3 separate regions of the Homo sapiens genome follow, and all the other regions are linked to region 2. Evidence: chromatin contacts called from ENCODE Hi-C or POLR2A ChIA-PET data. All regions are on one chromosome and are shown on one strand. Each heading gives the region's core, a stretch centred on a gene start or an enhancer-like site at or near the end of the contact. The rest is flanking DNA. Distances are from core to core; before and after follow the strand shown.

Region 1 (4,081 bases), core at 1-2,500, 300 kb before region 2:
GGTGCGAGGAGCCCTGTAGGGATGGGGCGGCCCGGGTCAGGCCCAGGCGTGGGCTGGACCCCCCTCAAGGGCCGGCTAGGAGGGAGCGGCCGCGCAGCTGCGGCGCCCCCCCTCCTGCCCCACTTCCTGGGCCCGTGTTTACGGCCCCTGGCGCGACCCCACCCGCGCTTCCTGCCCCCCGCCTCTCCCGGGGGAAGCCGAGCGGGTGGGTGCGCCCGGAGCCGCCCCGTCCCCCGCCACCCCCAGGCAGTGGGGGTGCGTTTTAAGGCCCGCCCTAGATGGGGGGCAGGGTGCGCCCTCTACCGCCCTCCAAAGCGCCGGGAGGGAGTGCACATCCGAGGGGGGTAGAAACGCGCCCTAGGGAGCCCCCTCCCCAAGTTGGGGGGCAGCGATTCCTCCCTGCAAAGTCCTCTTGGGGGAGGGGTCTCTCTCTCGGTGCTCGAAATCTTCCGGGGGGGCCCAACCCCAGATTCCCAGCGCCCTTCCTCGGGGACACGCTCTTCCGGGAGGGGTGCGCCTCGGATCACCCCCCCCACCACAGGCCCCCAAAGGATCCCCGGGCTAGAGGTGCCTCGCGGGGCTTCCGGAGCGCCCCAGGCCCGAGGCCAAGGCCGTCCGAGGCCCTGACTGTCCCGGCGGGTTGGGGGGGGGGGGCGCCAAGCCGGGAGCTGCGGCGGGGGGGCTCGGGGCCCGGAAGCTGGGGTGGATCGGGAACTGGAGGGGGGGTGTCCGGGGGCCGGCGGCAGGAGGGGAGGGGGGTCGCGCCGGGCTGGGAGCTGGAGAGGGAAGACAGGGCCGGGGAGTTGGGGGGGGCGCCGGGCCGGAGGCACCGGGCCTGGGGGTTGGGGGGCGCGGGGCCGGGAGCCGGGGGTCGGGGGCGTAGGGCCCGGATCCGGGGTGGGGGCGCCGGCCGGACGGGCCCCGCTTACCGAATGCCTGCTTTGTGGAAACATCATGTCAATCGCGGCGGGGGGCGCGGGCTGCGCCCCGGCTGTGCGCCCCGGCTCGGGCTGCTGGGGGCGCCGGGCGGCCGCGCCTTTGTCCCGGCGCCGATCGGCAGCTCCCGGGGCCGCCGCCGCCTCCCGCGCCCGGCCTCGCCCGCTTCCTGCGCCCCCTCCCCGCGCGCCCGGCCCCGGCGCGCCCCGGGCCCCGCTTCCTGCGCGCCCGGCGCCCCTCCCCGCCCCTCCCCGCCGCCCGCCTCCCCGCTCCCCGGCCCCACCGCTATTGTCTAATGGCGGCGACGCCGGCAGTGGCCGCGGCTCGGCTGCTGCGGAGGCTTCGGCTCCACCTGCCGCCGCCCGTGCCCCGTGCGCGCCGCCGAGGGGGGGGACGCGCGCGCCCGGGGAGGCCTGCGGATCCCCACGCCGGCCCGCCTCCCCGTGGCCCGCCCGCCGCGGTGACCTTGGGCCCGGCCCGCCCCCGCCCCGGGCAGCGGCCCCCGCCACCCTCTCCTACCCGGCAGCCGGCCGGGCCTCGGTTTCCCCATCTGTCAAAGAAAAGGGACCCGGCTGCCCGCGTCGAAGCCGCCGGCCCTGCTGTGGCACGACCTGGACGCGTGCCACGGACGTGCTCTGTGACCTTGGCTCTGGCTGGGCGGTGGTTCTTGCTGAGCCTTAGTTTCCTTTTCTGCAGAAAGGCAGCGGTAATGCCGCCTTCCTGAGGGAAGCCATTCTTGTGACACATTTATAGAACGCCTACTGTGTGCCAGGCCCCGCTGCTCCAGGGCCCTGGGGTGGGGCGGGGCGGGGGTGGGTCCCTGCCCTGGTGGTGGTGCCTGGAGACAGACAGAGACAAATTCACAAGCTGAATTCCTGGCAGGTCAGATGGTGGGGACAGTTCTGCAGAAAAACCAGCCGGGAGAATGGCAGGGTAGGAAGGTGCAAAGTTAAAGAGGTGGGAGGGAGGATCAGAGACGGCTTCCTCCACCCCTAAAGCGACCTGAAGAAGGAGGGAGAACAGGGGGATGGGGTACAGAGGTAGTCAGAGGCAGGACCAACAGGTGCAAAGGCCCTGGGGCAGGACTGTGCCTGGCAGCAGAGTGCCCGGGGGGAGGTCAGGAAGGCCGGAGGGAGGCAGGGCCGGGGGCTTCGTGCTTTTGTCCAGGGCCCCCCCACCCCACAGCAGGGCTTGTGCTTGGGTTAATATTTACTGCTGCATTTTGAGATTTCTAATCATTTTTGAACAAGGGGCCTTTGAGTTTTCTTTTGCACTGGGCCCTGCTAACTCTGTAGCTGGTGAAGCAGGCCAGTCCAGCAAGGACTTGTGGGTCTTGGGGAGGACTTGGGATTTTGCTCTGAGTGAGGTAGGAGCCCTGGAAGGCTGTGGGAGGAGGAGGGACGGGACCTGGTGGTTGGTTGGTTTGTTTTTTGAGATGGAGTTTCGCTCTTGTTGCCCAGGCTGGAGTACAATGGCACAATCTCAGCTCACCGCATCCTGGGTTCAAGTGATTCCTGCCTCAGCCTCCCGAGTAGCTGGATTACAGGCACGTGCCACCACGCCCCGCTAATTTTGGAGTTTTAGTAGAGACGGGGTTTCTCCATGTTGGTCAGGCTGGTCTTGAACTCCCGACCTCAGATGATCTGCCCGCCTCGGCCTCCCAAAGTGCTGGGATTACAGGCGTGAGCCACCGTGATCAGCTGTTTGTTTGTTTTTGAGATGGAGTCTCACTCTGTTGCCCAGGCTGGAGTGCAGTGATGTGATGTTGGCTGACTGCAGCCTCTGCCACCCGGATTCAAGTGATTCTCCTGCCTCTGCCTCCTGAGTAGCTGGGATTACAGGTGCGCATCACCACGCCTGGCTAATTTTTGTATATTTAGTAGAGACAGGTTTCACCATATTGGCCAGACTGGTCTTGAAATCCTGACATCAGGTGATCCTCCCGCCTCCACCTCCCAGAGTGCAGGGATTACAGGTGTGAGCCACTGCGCCTGGCCCTGGACTTGGGCTTTTGCTCTGAGTGAGGTGGGAATCCTGGAGAGCCGTGGGAAGAGGAGGGATGGGACCTGGTGGCGGTTATTAAAGGATCCCTCTCTCTGCCACGCAGAGAACAGGTCCCAAAGAGGCTACTGAAATAAGGCTATGACATTAAGGTCCCCCTTTGGCAGGTGCGAAACACAGTCTCTTCATCATCGTCATCCACTAGGCAGCCTGCTCCCTTGAATGAATGCAATTGATTTGGGCCTTGGGTGTTCCCATCTGTAAAATAGACTTGGAACCCCAGGCTCCTTACCTTGGCAGGTAAGGGTGATAGCCTTCAGTGATCAAGATTAATAATCTTTAAAGCAGTGTTTTAATATTTTTATTAAAAAAAAATTTTTTTTTTGAGGTGGAGTCTCACTGTGTGGCCCAGGCTGGAGTGCAGTGGTGCCATCTCGGCTCACTGCAAGCTCCACCTCCCGGGTTTATGCCATTCTCCTGCCTCAGCCTCCCGAGTAGCTGGGGCTACAGGCGCCCACCACCACGCCCGGCTAATTTTTTGTATTTTTAGTAGAGACGGAGTTTCACTGTGTTAGCCAGGATGGTCTCGATCTCCTGACCTCGTGATCTGCCTGCCTCGGCCTCCCAAAGTCCTGGGATTACAGGCGCGAGCCACCACACCCGGCCTAAAAAAATTTTTTCAGACACAGTCCTCTGTTGCATAGGCTAGAGTGCAGTGGTGCAATCATAGCTCACTGCAGCCTCCCACTCCTGGGCTCAAGTGATCCTCCGACCTCAGCATCCTGAGTAGCTGGGACTACAGGAGTGCACCACCATGCCCAGCTAATTTTAACATTTTTTGTAAGCCGGGAGCAGTGGCTCATGCCTGTAGTCCCAGCACTTTGGGAAGCCGAGGCCAGTGGATCACAAGCTCAGGAGTTCGAGACCAGCCTGGCCAACATGGTGAAACCTCGTCACTACTACAAATACAAAAATTACCGGGGTGTTTTGGCGGGCGCCTCTAATTCCAGCTACTTGGAGGCTGAGGCAGGAGAATCGCTGGAAGCTGGGAGGTGGTGGTTGCAGTGAGCCAAGATCGCGCCACTGTACTCCAGCCTGGGTGACAGAGTGAGACTCTGTCTCAAAAAAAAAAAAAAAAAAAAGA
Region 2 (3,728 bases), core at 364-2,863:
TTTAAAATACACAGACACACACATTTATGGACCGTTCGTGATGTACTAAGCACTGTTTGAATAATGTCACCGTCATGCAGAGGGGAGCCTGTGGGGGGCCTAGGGAACCTACGCTGCAGGAATTCTGCTCCCTCCTAGTTTACCTGTCAGACCCTGGGCAAGTGGCTTCCGTTCTCTGGGCCTCAGTTTCCTCTCCTGTAATGCCTGAGGATAATGGGTGCTGGTATCTTCTGCGCCCCTGGGCCTGGGGCACCTGCCCCAGCTTGGTGAGAGGGTATCATTTGTCCTTGGGAAGCTCAGAGAGATGAGGTGAAATGGCCAAGCTTTCTAAGAATGTGTCTTTAGTGAACATTTGACCCAAGGTCAAGGCTCTGCTAAGGTCATTGTCCTTATCCCCAGCAATCCCACAGGATGGGCATCTTTAAGCCACTTTATAGGGGAGAACCCTTGGGATGGGAATGAGAGACACAGCAGCCTCTGAGCTAGCCTGGGAGGATCCAGGGAGTGAACCGGGGGAGGGTTGGGGCCCTGTCATCAGATGCCCTGGGGGCTCAGACGGAGGCAGGCCAGGTCTCTGCCCTGTTACGTCTAGAAGGAGAACAGAATGTGGGCTCCAGGTCCAGATGGCCTGGCTCCAAGCCACACTTGCCATACCTCAGTCTTGAGATCTGTGAAAAGGGCACACCCCTGAGGCAGGTGGAAATTATTGGATACCCAGGGGGAGGCTGCAAGGGTTTATCTGGCCAGCTGGAGATCCCGCCTGGACACCGTCCTCCTGGGGTGCTGGAGAGACACACAGGCGAGGCCACCCCTCCCCTGCCCCTTGGGTGCTGGGTGAAGAGAGCAAATTCTGGAGCCTCCCGTGTTAGCCTGGGCCCTTCTGGCCAAGGAAGGGACAGCTGCACACAAGCCCCTCTAGCTGGGGACCCGCAGCCCCTGCCTGGCTCTGGGGGGAGAAGGGAGCCAGGGTGCTGTGGGACCAGCTCACCGTGCACCCAGGGTCGTACATCTTTAAGGGGAAAGAGGCGCGCTGGCCGGCCTCTGCGCACGTCACTTCTTCATTCCTTCCCTCCCCCCTGGCTCTTTCCTCCAACTTCCCGGCCAGCTCGGGGGTGATGGGGGGGTGGGGAGGGGGGGCCTTAAAAATCCACCCCTGGCCCCTCAATGTCCAGAAACAACCCTGTCCCCCCTCTCCGCTTGATCCGAATTGGGGTCGCCCTGCAGTCCTGGGGTCCTGGTCTAGTGCCCTGGGGCATTGCGTAAATACGGGAGGAGCGGGGGGGTCCTGAGACGTCGGGGGAGGCTCTCCTTTCTCGCTCGCGCCCTTTTTTCCCTCGTTTCTTTGAAAGTTGGGTGTTGAGAAGTGGGAGGTTCGGGGTGGGAGGGGGAGGGTGTCAGAGGGTAGAGAGAGAGACAGAGAGACAGAGACGGGGGAGAGAGGAAGAGAGAGACGGAGGGAGAGAGGGACAGAGAGCGAGGCGGGCGGCGCGAGAGAGGGAGAGCAGGAGGGAGGAGGAGGGAGACCGAGGGAGGAGGCGGCGAGGAGAGCGCGCCGGCCGCGGGGCGGGGGGGGGGGTTGGGGGGGGCGGGGGGGTGGTTTGGAAAAATGACTCAGTAAGTTCAGCGCGCCCGCTCCGGCCGGCCCTGCGCCTCCCGCCGCGCCCGGGATGTATTCGTCCCCGCTCTGCCTCACCCAGGTACGGTCCTCGCCCGGCCCCCCGCCGGCGCCCCCGCGCCCCCCGCATCCCAGCCCCGGAGTTTTGAAGCAGGAGGAGGCGGGACGAAAAAGGCGCGCGTCCCTCCCGCCATCCCTGCCCGGGATGCCCCCCGCGCCGAGGGCTGGGGTCCGGTGGGGGGATGGGTCAGGCTGGGGTACCCCCCCCACACCCTTACCTACCGCGGACCCCCTACGCGGGACTCCCGCCCAGCACCCCCAACCCCGACTCTCGGGACCTCTCCCGGATGTGGGGCTTGGTCTGCAGATTTGCGTCCCCCCCCCACACACCGACGCACTCCGCACCCCCGCCCCGACACTCGGAAAGGTCGGGGTGGGGGCTGGCCCCCCTCCAGCAAGGGCTCTGCGGGAAGCCCCCCGCCTGCCTCTGAGAGGAATCTAGGGGGTCGTGATTGGACCCTGGGTCTCCCCAGCTGGAGAGAAAGGGACCTCTCATGTGTTTTCCCCGTGTCCCCCCACCAAGGTTGTGCGGGCCGCCCTGGCCCTCGGTCGCCTTTCCCTCGTTATTGGCCCACGTGTGCATGGAGGGGGAGGGGGCAGGAGAAGTTGGAGGCCCAGGAGGGGGAAGGGTGCTCCGGCGGCCCGGCTGGGTCCCCCCTCCTTTGCAAGCCCCCCAGCACCGTCCCGGTATTTTCGCTGCATCGATTCTGGATTCTGGATTCTGGATTCTGGAGCCGCCGCCGGGAGGAGCGGGAGGCCCGGCGCTCCGGGTCTGGCCCGGGCACTGCGGCGCTGCGGACGCCCTCGCCAGCCCGGCACCTGCCCCGTCCCCTCCCCCTCCCCCTCCCCCTCCCGTAGCCTCTCACCCCTGGCCGCACTCCCAGACTGCCCCGGGGCCGAGCCTTGTGCAATGGCCGAGGGGGTGTGTGGGGAGGGGGCGGCTCCCCCCGGGGACTCCTTCCAGCCCAGGCTCCCGGGGACCCCGAGGTCTGCAAGTTCCGTTTTCTAGACCGCTGCTTTCCTCCTTACGCAGTGTGTCTTTAGGCTGGAGAGGTTCTGGCCTCAGTTTCCCCTGAAGTGAGGTGCGGCTAAGGCCGGTTCTGGAGAGGGGACAGTATGGCGGGCAAACTGTAAAGTCCCGGCACGTGGGGGGTGCGATTCCAGCGAGGGCCAGGCCCGTCTTAAGAAGCACTGTGTGGGGAGTATATGAGTCCCCGGCTTCCGCTCCAGGGCATGGTGCAGTGAGGGACCCCCCACGCCAGGCATGCTCCTTGGTAGGGTCTTTCTCACCGGCCCCCTGCAGCCGACAGGGAATGTGGGAGCTGGTGCTGAGGGGGTCTGAGGTCTGTCCTACCTGTGATCCCCTGAGTGACCTTGGGTAAGTCCCTGTCCCAGCCTCAGTTTCCCTTTCTGAGCAGCTTTGGGGGGGGGGTTCCCGAAGAAGGCATCTCTTTGAAGTTCTCCAAGAACAACTAGGGTTCGAGTGGGCACGCTGTGTGACCTCGGGCAGCCTTTGAAGTCTCTGGGCTTGTGGGGTGACTGAGGTGTCCCCGCTCTGTCCTCACCAGCTGGAAGGAGCCATTTGGGAGGGCTGAGCGGAGGGGAGGCTGTTCCAGGCTGGGGAGGTTGGAAGGCTGCCTGTGCACCCTGGAATTCCCCCATCAGGGCTGGTTGGGAGACATCCTGGTTGCTGGGGTGGGTTGGGGGTTAGTAAGAACCCCAGTCCAGGCTTTGCCTCAGAGAATTGCTAACTCGGCCTCAGTTTCTCCAGGAACAGGGCAAGGACCAGCCAGGAGGGCTGTCTGTGGAAACCAAAAAACGGAGAGGCTAAAAACTAAAAACTATCCAGGGGTGCTGCGTGCAAGAGACAGAGATGAGAAGACAGAGACAGGCAGAGAGACAGAGGCAGAGAGCTCCCAGGCCAGAGTGGGGACAGCGAGTCCCAAGTGCAGGGGGCTCCCTCCTCCCCTGCGATTCTCCTCTCTGCCCCGCCCTCCACCCCAGCCCTGTAGTGGAGCTGGGGACCCCCTTTCCAGTTTGTCTTCAGCCTGAA
Region 3 (4,288 bases), core at 1-2,500, 320 kb after region 2:
TACTCAGGAGGCTGAGGCAGGAGAATCACTTGAACCCAGGAGGTGGAGCTTGTGGTGAACCGAGATCGCACCATTGCACTCCAGCCTGGGCAACAGGAGCGAAACTCCGTCTCAAAATAAATAAATAAATAAAATAAAATAAAATAAAATAAAATAAAATAATTACAAACTGGAATGAATGTAATAGCTAAAACTATAAAACTACTTAAGAAAATGGGGTAATAAATCTTTGTGACCTTGGATTAGGCAACAATTTCTTAAATAAACACCAAAAGCATAAGCAAGCAAAGAAAAAAACAGATCAAGGCCAGGTGCAGTGGCTCACACCGGTAATCCCAGCACTTTGGGAGGCCGAGGCAGGTGGATAGCCTAAGGTCGGCAGTTCGAGAGCAGCCTGGCCAACATGGTAAAACCCTGTCCCTACTAAAAACACAAAAATTAGCCGGGCATAGTGGTGCACACCTATAATCCCAGCTACTCTGGAAGCTGAAGAAGAAGATTGGCTTGAACCCGGGAGGCAGACGTTGCAGTGGGCTGAGATCATGCCACTGCACTCCAGCCTGGGTGAAAAGAGTGAGACTCCGACTCAAAACAAAAACAAAAAAAATTAGCCAGGCATGGTGGCACATGCCTGTAGTCCCAGCTACTCAGGAGGCTGAGATAGGAGAATTGCTTGAACCTGGGAGGCGGAGGTTGCAGTGAGCCGAGACTGCGCCACTGCACTCCAGCCTGGGTGGCAGACTGAGACTCAGTCTCAAAAAGAAAAGAATTTAAGAAAGAAGTCCAAGTGTGCAATAAGGAATATGTCCCAACAGGGCAGGAAAGGAAGAAAGGACCCACAGGTGCAGGGAGCGGTGAGGGCCTGTGGGAAGGGGACACAGACGCACATACACGCACACATGCACATACATGCACACATGCACACGCACACACATACATGCACACATGCACACGCACACACATGCACACGCACACACATGCAGATACACACATGCATACACGCACACACACGCACAGGCCCTCAGAGGACACCACAGAACACCTGCGGGACACAGCAAGGAAGGGGTGAGGTGGCTGGAGGGGAGGGTACACCTGGGGGACCCCAGCACGGTGGAGGGACAGCCTGGGGTCCACCCGAGTAGTAGGCCGCCCCTCTTCCTTGCCCCTTCTCCCTTCTCCCTGCCGGGTGCTCCCCGCAGGGCATAGAGTGATCGCTTTCCCCGCAGCAGGTGGGCGGGCAGGAGCCAGGCCGGTAAACAGGAAGCTCTGCGCAGGCGGGCGGAGCATCCAGAACTCCGCAGGCCCTGAGGTGTTGGGTCGTTTCCCAGGGCCCCAATGTCCAGGGAGAAAGAGGCTCCACTCTCAGCACCAAGCTCCCGGGCGGGCCGGGGCAGGAGGCTGTGGGGCGTGGCCAGCCCGCAGGTGGCGGGGCCGACGGGATGGGTCAGGGTGCACAGAGCACACGCCAGCCCCTGGGGGAAGCCCGGCCCGTGCGGGCTGCGGGAGATCCTGATGGGCCCCGAGCTGAGGCTCCCGCAGCCAGGGTCTGCGCGTGGTCCCCACCTCCTTGCGCGCTCCGTCTCCAGCACAGCAGAGGTGGACGCCCCTCGCGGCTGGCTCCCCAGCGTCCCTGTCCTCCAGGGGCGCAGCGTCCCTCCGGGGAGTACAGTGTCCCTGAAGGGAATTCCTTCCAGAGCCTGAGGTTAGGCCGTGGTGGGAAACAGAGCGGGGTGCCGCAGGGGAGCCCGCAGGAGCTCCTGTTCCTCACCTGCGAGGGGGGGACGGCCTCTGGCCCCCTGCTGTGGGCGGGGAGGGATCTAGAAGACCGGAAGGCTATTTCCAGGGCAGCACCCCCAGGACTCTGGGGCACACACGTCCCCAGGCAGCTCCGGTGAGGCCACCCTCGCCCCCTGGTTTCAACTCCTGCTGTGAGCACCTGGCCTTTCCCTGGTCCACTGAGAGCCGCGTGTGTTTTTTGCGGTTTTGCTGGTGATTCTGCTGCTGAAATTGCCCCCCCAGGCATTGTCCTCAGGTGGTTTCGTGTCCCTCAGGGCTAGAGACCCGGATGAGCCCCATGGAGAAACCCGTAGTGAGAGAAGCTTTGCTCAAACAGGACTGAGAGCGGAAAGAGAGAGAGAGAGAGGAGAGTGGGGGGAGAACGAGAGCGAGAGACACACCGAGCTGGTGGGCCGGGGGAGGGGGACCCACACCCACGTCGCCATGGCCCCCCACCCCGTTTTTGAGCCCCCACACAGCCGAATACATGCCCCCGGTCCCCCTTCCAGCCTTGTCCCCAACACAGCCTGCAAATGGGCGGGGGCCTGGGAGAGTGCCCGGGATGGGGCTGGGGGGTGGGGGGGGCTTGGCGCACGCGGCCTATGGTCTGTGAGCTCCCTGTGGATAAATCAACAACACGGGTGTCTTTAAAATTTTCTTAGGATCTCACTCTGTCGCCCAGGCTGGAGTGCAGTGGTGCAATCACGGCTCACTGCAGCCTCAAACTCCTGGGCTCAGTAATCCAGTTATTCTCCCACCTCAGCCTCCCAAAGTGCTGGGATTACAGGTGTGAGCCACCGCACCCAGCCCTAAAATAACACGCCTTGAAATAAAAACGAACATACAACAAGGTCACGTATCGACTGGCTGATGGAAACATCATGCCCAGAGGCTCACAGGAACCCGACCTTGGGTTTCCCCTGGAGCCAGGGCTCAGTGTGCGCCTGAAGTGTCTGCAGCAGCTTCACAAAGGAACTACCACAAACAGGCCTGGCGCAGTGGCTCATGCCTGTAACCCCAGCACTTTGGGAGGCTGAGGTGGCTGGATCACAAGGTCAGGAGTTCGAGACCCACCTGGCCAACATGGTGAAACCCTGTCTCTACTAAAAATACAAAAATTAGCCGGGTGTGGTGGCGGGCGCCTGTAATCCCAGCTACTTGGGAGGCTGAGGCAGCAGAATTGCTTGAAACCGGAAGACAGAGGTTTCGGTGAGCTGAGATCGCGCCACTGCACTCCAGCCTGGACGAGAGGGCAAAACTCCGTCTCAAAAAAATAAAATAATTAAAATAAAATAAAGAACTACCACAAATAATGGAACTGGCTGCTTCAGGCAGAGAGGTACCATGCCAGCAATCAACACGCAAATGGCCTGACATAATCACACACGCACACGCTAACACACACACACTAACTCACATGCACTCTCACACACACAAACTTGCACACACTAACGTACACTCCCCCCCCACACACAGAATGATAAAGACATGGCAAAACGTTAGCAGCTGGTGGATCTCTGTGCGGGCTGTACAGGTCTTCACTGTAGCATTCTTGCCCCTTCTATAGGCTGGAAAGCTTTCCAAATAAACTATTTTTAATAGCCTAATATAATCTGAGCCCCAAGTGTATGGGCCAGAGAAACACCTGGGGTGACAGTCATTATCTCCACAGAGATGGAGAGGGTGAGGTGGGACTCACTTTTTACTCACTGCAAGTCTGATTACTTTTTTTTTTTTTAACTGTGAACATGTTATCATTTGTTCAAGACGAGACATGGCTGTAGCATGAAGGTAAAGGCAGAGGAGTGGAGCAGAATAAAAAGTCCAGAAATAGGCTGGGCGCACTGGCTCACACCTGTAACCCCAGCACATCGAGAAGCCAAGGCAAGAGGATCACTTGAGGCCAGGAGCTCGAGACCAGCCCAGGCAACATGGGAAGACCCTGTCTCCATAAAAGATGAAAAATTAGCTATGCATGGTGGCGCACACCTGCAGTCCCAGCTAGTTGGGAGGCTGGTTTGAACCCAGGAGGTCGAGGCTGCGGTGAGCTACAATCGTGTCACTGAACTCTAGCCTGGGTGATACAGCGAGACCCTGTCTTAAAAAAAAAAAAAAAGAATTGAAATGTGAACAAAAAAGAAGCTAAGTTATAAAAGTCTTAGCAGAATTTAATCATAACCTCAGAACAGGAAGACTTTCCCATTCATGACACCAAACTAGGAAACCAGAAAAGGAAAGAGTGATAAGTTTGACCACATAAACCCCAAAATACCTGCCAGACGTTAACAATCATCGTAGGAGAAGATGGGCAAAGAAGTACCTGCACTTGTGTCACCAATAAATGAGTAGCTGCCATAACAAATAAAGAGCTCCTACGAATCAACAAAATGGTGACAGATAACTGTAGACTGGGAAAGACACAATCATACAGGTCCCAGAAAATGAGGTCAGAGTTCAACCTGACGTGTGTGCTTACAAGAAGGAACTGTGCAAGGAAAATGGGCCGGGGAGG

What was found. A loop is a pair of places that touch in the nucleus more often than their neighbours do. ChIA-PET counts read pairs that join two places held with the same protein, here RNA polymerase II (POLR2A). Pooled maps may share reads with other maps.
Region 1: a pooled map shows a loop between it and region 2 (3-fold over the local background). The contact joins the promoter of TLE5 here to the promoter of NFIC in region 2. A Hi-C loop is called at or near these places in 4 of 50 pooled maps.
Region 3: a pooled map shows a loop between it and region 2 (1.8-fold over the local background). The contact joins the enhancer-like site here to the promoter of NFIC in region 2. A Hi-C loop is called at or near these places in 2 of 50 pooled maps. POLR2A ChIA-PET finds 5 or more read pairs at or near these places in 4 of 52 experiments (GM12878, H1, WTC11 and 1 more).

Annotation. Positions count from the first base shown.
Region 1 is chr19:3,061,245-3,065,325 of GRCh38, forward strand. It overlaps TLE5 (TLE family member 5, transcriptional modulator), which reads right to left and starts at 1,251. Exons shown (of 7, transcript NM_001130.6): 1 at 930-1,251; 2 at 1-13. The coding sequence starts at 956. RefSeq lists silencers at 65-334, 1,257-1,466.
Region 2 is chr19:3,364,970-3,368,697 of GRCh38, forward strand. It overlaps NFIC (nuclear factor I C), which reads left to right and starts at 1,614. Exons shown (of 11, transcript NM_001245002.2): 1 at 1,614-1,697. The coding sequence starts at 1,668. RefSeq lists silencers at 1,243-1,332, 1,783-1,932, 2,223-2,622.
Region 3 is chr19:3,686,606-3,690,893 of GRCh38, forward strand. All of the region lies in intron 1 of PIP5K1C (phosphatidylinositol-4-phosphate 5-kinase type 1 gamma), which reads right to left. Among named protein-coding and RNA genes, the nearest start is that of PIP5K1C, 12 kb to the right of the region's middle. RefSeq lists silencers at 1,322-1,521, 1,542-1,751, 1,772-1,821 and enhancers at 2,634-2,703, 2,714-2,793. Within about 2 kb of position 1,251, at least 9 of the 41 ENCODE cell types and tissues checked have a DNase peak (open chromatin) inside an H3K27ac peak, as active enhancers do.